3 separate regions of the Homo sapiens genome follow, and regions 1 and 3 are each linked to region 2. The links are chromatin contacts, found by Hi-C or POLR2A ChIA-PET in ENCODE. All regions are on one chromosome and are shown on one strand. Each heading gives the region's core, a stretch centred on a gene start or an enhancer-like site at or near the end of the contact. The rest is flanking DNA. Distances are from core to core; before and after follow the strand shown. Region 1 holds the start of NPRL2 (NPR2 like, GATOR1 complex subunit). Region 2 holds the start of MON1A (MON1 vesicular trafficking associated A). Region 3 holds the start of IFRD2 (interferon related developmental regulator 2).

Region 1 (2,700 bases), core at 99-2,598, 420 kb after region 2:
AGCAAGATGGTCATGATGGGCACCAACTTCTGCTTGCTCTCCTCCATGGACACGAAGCTGCTCTCTAGCTAGACAGAGCATGGAAAGCATGGTGGGCACATCCCAGGACCCCTGGCTGGTTGGCTGCCCTGAGTCCTGAGCTGGTTTGCAGGGTCCCAGGTTTGGGGGACTTTGGAGACATGGGAACACCTTCCCCAACTCTGCCTGTCGGTAAACCCAAGCCCATCTCATTGCAGACCTCTAGTGTGGTCAGATAGCCAGCCAGCTTTTTAACAATGGGCTCGAGGGCGCAGGTCTTGGCCTGGGCATCACACACGAAGCCCAGGTTGAAGAGGAGAGCATTGCGGCTGTACTTCTTGTGTTCGATGCACACAGGACAGCCGATCAGCTTCTTTTCCATAGCTGTGCTGGATAATTGGAACACAGTCAGGCCCCCAAGCCTGTCCCTTCCTCCTCCTGGGACAACCCCTGCCACCCACCGCTCACCCCGAGCTAGGGTCTCACACAGTGATAAGCTTGTTCTGCAGCTCTGGCTTGGTGATGATGTACACTTGGACTGTGTCAAACAGCTCTCGGGAGATGAAGTCTTCAGGGACCTGGGGAGGGGAGTGGCAATGGGCCCCTCAGTGGACATCTGTACTGGGTGTAGTACAAATGGTGACCTCCTCATGCCCCCCAAGCCCAAGTCCTCTTCTCCAGCGTTCCCCTCTCTCCCATCCACTCAGGCCTATTACTTCTTTCTGTTTCCAAACATACGCTATGATCTCACCTCCTTCCTGGCTTCTGCATATGCTGTTCCCTCTACCTGGAACACTTTCTCCTGCCTTACCTAAACTTCCTATGCATCATTTACTCTTCACTCAGTTCAGGGATACTCATGGGTCACCCAACTCACCTTCTGTGGGACCTGGAACCCCCCAACCGGATCCCTACAGCCCGATATCCTACAAACACTGCCAATGTGACGTATGTCTTCCCTGCCACATTGGGAGCCGGGGGCCTGGGTCTGACTATCCTCTAGCCTCACAGTTGTCTGCGAATGAAGCAGCATGCCTGCGTGCAGCACGGGAAACTACTGCCTTCAGGCAGCCAGTTGAGCTCTCGAGAACGTCCCTCTTCCCGCCCAGTCCCGCGAGCCCGGGTGGCACCTGATAGGTGATCTTGGGTCCCAGCGTGGGGTGGAACTCGCTGAAGAATATGCATTCGATGCGGCAGCCGCTGCCCATGGCAATAACCGGGCCCAGGCCCGTAGCTCCTCGTTCCTCGCGCAGAGGCGTCCCCACCTCCTGTGAACACTTGTCAGAGACAGCCTCGAGGCCTGTGTCGCTGGGGCACGCAAGCTTGCCAATCCCTCTGCCCAATGGCGCCTGCGCAGCGCGACTCAGAGGCGTGGCTGGGGCGGGGGACGGCTCGTCCCAGGAAGTCCTGGGTGGGTAGACGTCGCACCCGGAAGTAAAGCGGCTCCGTGACGGAGCGGCGGTGCGCGCGGCAGGGCCCGGAGTATCCCGCTTTCTTTGGAGGAAACCACCGCATCAGATCTGCGCTGCGGCAGAGGCAGGCAAGTCCCTAGCGTGGAGGGGCAGCATGCTGGCAGCACTTGGGGAGGCGGTGCGCTAAGGGATTCACGCTGTAACTGGGACCGCAGCAGGGAACTACAATTTCCATAGTGCTCCGCGCCCTCCCAGCTGGCTCTACTGCCGGCGACGGCGTGGTACACGCTGGGATTTGTAGTCTTACATGGCTTTGCGCCTCCTACCTGGAAGGCGGGCCAGCGATTGGTACCAGTTCAGACATGGGTACACGTTGACAGGCCGCCGGCCGTCGACTGGCATGTTGTGACCATTCCTGGTGCTGGTCTTGGTACTGTTCTTTCCTACCATAACTTATTGGAAGAGGGTGGCATTCCTGCCTTGCAGCCTTTTCTCCAGTGAGGAGTGAACAGTGGGCACCTGAGATCCTGGCCCACGCTACTATGCTTTCAGGCTACAACCACTAGCACGGCTGACGATGGCCCTTTCTGCGGAGACCGAGTCACACATCTACCGAGCTCTGCGTACTGCTTCTGGCGCTGCCGCCCACCTTGTGGCCCTGGGCTTTACCATCTTTGTGGCTGTGCTTGCCAGGCCTGGCTCCAGTAAGTAGAATTCATAGCTGACTTCTGGGAAGGGAAGGGCCACTGTTCCTGGGGAGGAAGGGCAGTGGGACTTCCGGGAACAGGCCTGGCTGGTTGAGGGAATTCTGTGCTGGAGCGATGAGTGAGGTGGAGCAGGTAGGTATGGCCAGGGCACACAGAATTCCTGGTTTGTCTTTCCTTCTCTGGGTGCTCCATTTGGCTGCCTCTCAGGAGGTGTAAGGGAAGGAGGGAGGACTGCCAGAGGAGTGGCAAAGCATGGCCTCTGATCCAGGAAGAGGCCAGGAAGAGAGGATAGGTGTGGGGTCAGCTTGTTGCAGAGCAAGAAGGGGCTCACAGTTTGGCAGCACCTCCTTGGGTGATGGGCTGCTGGTATTCCTCAACCCTTAAGGATTGGTATGGCTGGTTTCTTCTTGCCTCAGCCCCATGAGGCCTCCTCTTCTCATTCCAGGCCTGTTCTCCTGGCACCCGGTGCTTATGTCTTTGGCTGTAAGTAGTGGGCCTGGGCAGTTCTTAGGGGTGGGAGCATGGGCATGGTTGGTGGCCCTGGCAGCCTCTGAATCTTTGTC
Region 2 (2,700 bases), core at 117-2,616:
GACAACCCCTCTAGAAGCCCCAGGCCTTGCTTTTCCTAGAAGTGCCCTGCTATGCCTGTGAGCAATGTCACCAAACAAGTTGGCTCAATCAGCCCTTGTAGTGTGCCTCTCTCACTCAGGCAGCCTTGGAGCAGAGAAGGCCTTCAGAAGCCCCTCCCTACTGACTCCCTACCACTCCTGCTCCCTCTTCTTGCTTGGATAGCACTTCATTTCACCTTAACCCTTTGGAGCGGCCTGTCTGGAAAGGAGGTGCCAGGATACAGGATGTGTGGCAGACAAGGCCCAGGTGAGGCTGTGCTATGGCTGCTTCAGCAGGATGCCTACTCCATGCTGAGATCACAGTCTGGTCCTTGTCACTTCTGGCGGTTACTTCCCTCCCTGACAAAGGGTGCTCACTCTCCCTCTGCAAACTTGTGCCCAGAAAGGGTGGCTCACCCAGTACAAGGGACAACCCAGTTGCACCAGGCAAACTGGTGCAAAGTCCGGCCAGGCGCAGTGGCTCATGCCTGTAATCCCAGCACTTTGGGAAGCTGAGGCAGGCAGATCACCTGAGGTCAGGAGTTCAAGACGAGCCTGGCCAACATGGTGAAACCCCGTCTCTACTAAAAAAATACAAAAATACAAAAAATTAGCTGGGCGTGGTGGCGCATGCCTGTAATCCCAGCTACTCGGGAGGCTGAGGCAGGAGAATCGCTTGAACCTGGGAGGCGGAGGTTGCAGAGAGCTGAGATCACACCACTGCACTCCAGACTGGGCAACAAGAGTGAAACTCCGTCTAAAAACAACAAAGCAAAGACCCAAGCCCCTTCCAGGTGCTGCCCCGCTCATCCCAGTTACCTCTGTTGCTTTTTGAGAAGACTCTACCGGCCGAATATGTGTACGTTTGTTGGCGGGGCGGGGGTGGGGGAGTGGGGAGAGTCCTACCTGGCCACTGCCCCCTACCGGATCTCGCCCTCCCAGCCAAAGGATGGGTTCCAGATCTCGCCTTTTGTATTCCCCAGCTGGGGACTAGCCGGCTGAGGGACCGCAGGGAGACACAGTCTTCCCATTGCAAACGATAGCGTTGATGGCTGGAGGCCCCCGTCTTCAAGCCCCTCCCTCCAAAGATGACAGCTCTCCAGTCTCTAGGTGCCTCCAGGCCACGTGGGCTGGCAGTCAACTCACCTGTTTCTCAGAGGAGTCCAGGACGCACAGAAGGTGCCGGTCACTGCCCTCTGCCGGACCCATGGAGGGGTAAGGGTGTCCGGCCGGGGCCGGCCTGAGGGCACAGCTTCGCGGGGCCCCGGCCCCCTGCGTACACAGACATGGCCACAGCGCAGGCACCGCTCCCTCCCACCGCCCTCACCCGGCCGCCGGTGCAGGAAGATAGCTTTCGCCGGCCTCTCGCGGCCAAGGCCCAGCTCCAGCCGCTCAGCCCGACTCGGCCCGCCCCCGGGGTGCATTGTGGGAAATGTAGTCCTTAGCGTTTGGCCGCCTGCGGCGCCGAGGGACTGGTTCTGGGCTCCTAGTCCCAGCAGAGCCGTGGGCAGGTCCTGACCCGGGTCCGCGATTGCCTCATCCGGCGCCGCCTTCTAGGGGCCTGGGCGCCTCCTCCGAGTCTAGAGTCCCACACAGAACAGCCCTGGACTCTGGGCCTCTCCGTCCGAGCCAGCTAGCAGTTCATTTCAAGTGAGAGAAAGGGACGTTAGGATTGTTTCTCCCACTGATTGTGGAAGGACAGTGCAAGTTTGGGGGACTGGATAAATGTCATTAGTGGGCCCAGCCACACAGGCTGTAAAGGATGTGGGCATGCGCAAAAGTCGCACTAATTGTTTCTAAAAACATATTTGTAGCCACGTTTTAATGTATCAGTATAATGCTCTAGAACGGTAGTTCTCAACTCTGACGGCACATAGAATAAGCCGGGAAGCTTTAAAAAAAAAAAAAAAGAACTAGGACGGGCGAGGCGGCTCACGCCTGTAATCCCAACACTTGGGAGACCGAGGTGGGCGGATCACTTGAGGTCAGGAGTTCCAGACCAGCCTGGCCAACATGGTGAAACCCCATCTCTACTAAAAATACAAAAACTAGCCAGGCTTGATGGCGTGTGCCTGTAGTCCCAGATACTCGGGAGGCTGAAGTGGGATTCCAGGAGGTCGAGGTTGCTGTGAGCCATGATCATGCCCTGCACTCCAGCCTGAGCACCAGAGCGAGACCCTGTCTCAAAAACAACAACAAAAAAACTAATGCCTGGACACCAGCCCTAGAGATTTTGATTTAATTGAATTTAGAGTAGGGTGGAGTGTTGGGGAGCCAGGCATCACTATTGTTTTAAAAGCTCCCCAGGTGATTTACCATTGCAAAGAATCATTGTTTGTAATTTCCTAGACGCAAAGCAATAAAAACAACAGGAAAACAGTCAACAACAGGCTCTCCCAAAAGACCCTTATTTTTAGAGATGGTTTTAAAAAGTAAAATTAGTGTTTGGCACCACTGCTCATGTTCTTTTCTGAAGCAATTAATTCACTTTACAGCCTTATGGTTAATTCTCCCAAAAGTTAATAGGATGAAAAAAAAAGTCAGATCACTCCTCTGACTTTCCCTGCTGCTCCACAAGCACCTGGGGGCAGTGTCCTTTTCCTCTCTAAGCCCTACACTGGAGTTAGGGTAGAGCTCCGCCCCTGGGCTTTTCTTCCAGTCTCAGATGGCTGCCACTTGTAG
Region 3 (2,700 bases), core at 103-2,602, 360 kb after region 2:
ATCTCGGCTCACTGCGACCTCTGCCTCCCGGGTTCCAGTGATTCTCCTGCCTCAGCCTCCCGAGTAGCTGGGATTACAGGCATACGACACCACACCCAGCTAATTTTGTATTTTTAGTAGATAGGGTTTCTCCATGTTGGTCAGGCTGGTCTCGAACTCCTGGCCTCAGGTGATCTGCCTGCCTTGGCCTCCCAAAGTGCTGGGATTACAGGTGTGAGCCACCACGCCCAGCCTGCTCCCATTTTATCTTACTATTCTACCTGCCGGAGCAGCCCAGCCTTCCCTCATTCACTCCACTGCGCTGGGGTCCCTCCAGCTGCCAGGTCTTTGTACAACTTGCTCTCTTCTCCATCCTCTCAGGACTCACCCAGAAGCACTTCCCCCCAGGCCTCCCTGAGTCCTAAGTCTGGGGCTGACACCACTCAGTGAACATGTTCCACACCCTATTAGATGTCCCCCACCCAAAACCCACCATGGTGGTGACCAGTTTAAAGTTGTGCCTAGGTATTTTCCTCCTTCCTGTGCCCGGCCCTCCTCCCTTCCCCCTCAAGAATAAAAATAAATAAATTTGTGCGTGGTAGGCACCCCATCCCAGCAGAGTAAACATATGTGTTTAACGCATTAAGATAGGCTCCTGGTCTAAGCTGATAAGCGAGTCCCAAGACTGCCTCAGGCTCCAGGATACTCAGCTACCTTGTGGAGTCAGGCCTGCCAAGCTGCCAAGGCCCTAACCAGGTAGCTTCCCAACAGAGCCCCCTCCCTCTCTTCACCGGAGCAGGCCAGGACTCCCGCCAACTTCCTTGACCAGTCCAGGAAAGGATCAGGGTTTGGCAAGAGGACTGGCTTCCTGCCCTGTCCGGTGAGTTTGTCCACCCAGCAGGCAACTGAGGCCCGGAGGGGCTGGCCGGGTCACCGCTGGGAGCGCGGACTCCCAACAGGCAGTGGGCAGCGAGCTCAAGTTGGGCACGCACGTGGCCAATGACTGCTGGGGCACGTGCCAGCCTCGGTAGAGTTATGGGAAGCTGCGTGGGGCTGGCCGAGGGGGTTCCCCACCCAGGGCCCTCGAGAACAACCAAGGGGATCCAGCAGGACCCCCGCCCGCCGCTCATACAGCTGTCCCGCGCCCCCCACCCCACTCACCTCCTCCACGGCGCTGACCACCCTTCCGGAGCGTGTTGCCCTTACGGGCGCGAGGCATGCCGGGAACCGGGCGCGGGGGGCGCGGGGTCAGGGACCCGGTGGGTGTGGGCTCCAGGCCAACGAGACGCCGGCCGGTGCGCTGCGCTGAGACTTGGCCAGACGACGGGAGCCACACGCCACGCGCGCCACCATCTTCGCGAGGCGCCCCGCCCTGCCAAACAGGTCGCCGGGAAGGCGAGTTCCAGGCCATCCGATTCAGGCCCACATCCACGAGGCTAAAACTACTAATCCCAGAGGCCTGAGCGCGCAGGCGACGGCGGCTAGCTGCGCGTAGAGCACCATGGGAATGGTAGTCCACGCCTGGGGCCCACCAGCCGACGACGCGCTGGCTGAACTATGCACCCACAATGCCCTGCGCGCGCCCCAGCCCCGCGTCGGGAACAAGTGCACGGTGGTTAACTCCGAAGCGTCCCTCAGTGGAGCACCAAGGCAGGACTGGCTTCTCAGGGCACTTGGCAGCGGGACACTCCAGACGAGACCTACCCCTGCCTGGGTCTGGGGACCATGGGAAGGGCTTAGAGCTTGGGATAACAGGAGCAACAGCCAAACCTCAGGCAGTGGAAAAAAGTGACTTTATGATGAAAGAGTGCAGACAACAGCTTAGCACTTTACCGACCTTCGCCAAGATTTTTTGGGGCCCATCTGCCCGTGCACGGCCCATCTGTGACCTCTCCATGGGCTTAGTGAGGTGTAGGCACAAAGCCCTAGGCTGGCAGCCCTAACTAGCTGGAACCTGACTCTCCCTGGAACTGCTTCCTTGCCATGGAGGACTCACATGATCTCAGAGGGCCTCTGGTTTTATAAGCGTTTTTTCTGGCCCCTTCTACCCCTCAGGGATTCCAAGGGAAGCGGGGTGTGTGCTTGGGAGGGTTGACTGTAAACTGAATAGAGCAAGAGTGGGACAGAGTAGTTCCAGGACTGGAAAAGTGGCAGCAGGGAAAAGAAGAGGCAGTGGCAGGGGCCCTGGCTTTATACTGCTTCTTTAGGCCCAGGCCTGGGCTCCTGGCAGGTGGGGCCAGCCCAGCCCCAGTAACAGTGGCAGCTGAAGGACTTCCAATCTCCAAGGCTGCCGTCTGGCCACAGGTGTAGAAAGGCTTCCATCTGTCCTGGATCTCGCCGGGCACAGCGCCCGTGGCCATGGCACCGCTGGTGACTGCAGGCCATCGCTGCCCTGGTCACATTGATCACATAGGGGCCCAAGGTGTCCACCAGGTAGTCATGGAGATGCCAGCACTCCTCCTGAGGAGAAGGGAAGATATGTGTCAATATGCCTGCTCTATAATCTTGACATGGCCGTCCCCCACCCTGGGACCCCAGCATGTGCTACATGGCAGGCTCAAAGGGGCAATGATCACCTCAGAGCTGGAGAGGCTCAGGTCCCCCCAGAGCACCACGCCGGCTGCCCCTAGTGCTGCACTCACACCAATGGACTGCACAAGGTCATCCTGGAGGCAGAGAGCTGCTAAGCCAGTGCTGGGCTGGCCAGATCCATGTGGGCAC

What was found. Hi-C counts contacts between places; a loop is a spot of excess contacts on that map. ChIA-PET counts read pairs that join two places held with the same protein, here RNA polymerase II (POLR2A). Pooled maps may share reads with other maps.
Region 1: a map of CD14-positive monocyte shows a loop between it and region 2 (4-fold over the local background). The contact joins the promoter of NPRL2 here to the promoter of MON1A in region 2. A Hi-C loop is called at or near these places in 2 of 168 maps with a recorded cell type or tissue (CD14-positive monocyte and naive thymus-derived CD4-positive, alpha-beta T cell), 1 of 37 single-sample maps with no recorded cell type and 8 of 50 pooled maps. POLR2A ChIA-PET finds 5 or more read pairs at or near these places in 1 of 52 experiments (SK-N-SH).
Region 3: a map of heart left ventricle shows a loop between it and region 2 (4-fold over the local background). The contact joins the promoter of IFRD2 here to the promoter of MON1A in region 2. A Hi-C loop is called at or near these places in 4 of 168 maps with a recorded cell type or tissue (CD4-positive, alpha-beta memory T cell, CD8-positive, alpha-beta T cell, heart left ventricle and 1 more), 1 of 37 single-sample maps with no recorded cell type and 10 of 50 pooled maps. POLR2A ChIA-PET finds 5 or more read pairs at or near these places in 3 of 52 experiments (PC-9, Panc1 and naive thymus-derived CD4-positive, alpha-beta T cell).

What each region holds. Positions count from the first base shown.
Region 1 is chr3:50,349,427-50,352,126 of GRCh38, forward strand. It overlaps NPRL2 (NPR2 like, GATOR1 complex subunit), which reads right to left and starts at 1,349. Exons shown (of 11, transcript NM_006545.5): 1 at 1,149-1,349; 2 at 505-596; 3 at 239-407; 4 at 1-68. The coding sequence starts at 1,226. CYB561D2 (cytochrome b561 family member D2) reads left to right here and starts at 1,436. Exons shown (of 4, transcript NM_001291284.2): 1 at 1,436-1,558; 2 at 1,983-2,134; 3 at 2,583-2,620. The coding sequence starts at 2,008. LOC127898564 (CYB561D2-LOC101928965) reads left to right here and starts at 1,436. Exons shown (of 5, transcript NR_183066.1): 1 at 1,436-1,558; 2 at 1,983-2,134. RefSeq lists an enhancer at 1,391-1,610.
Region 2 is chr3:49,928,445-49,931,144 of GRCh38, forward strand. It overlaps MON1A (MON1 vesicular trafficking associated A), which reads right to left and starts at 1,367. Exons shown (of 6, transcript NM_032355.4): 1 at 1,165-1,367. RefSeq lists a silencer at 1,074-1,423.
Region 3 is chr3:50,291,077-50,293,776 of GRCh38, forward strand. It overlaps IFRD2 (interferon related developmental regulator 2), which reads right to left and starts at 1,353. Exons shown (of 12, transcript NM_006764.5): 1 at 1,141-1,353. The coding sequence starts at 1,198. It overlaps HYAL3 (hyaluronidase 3), which reads right to left. Exons shown (of 4, transcript NM_003549.4): 3 at 2,556-2,645; 4 at 1,756-2,439. The coding sequence ends at 2,170. RefSeq lists a silencer at 1,062-1,271 and enhancers at 1,652-1,841, 2,232-2,700.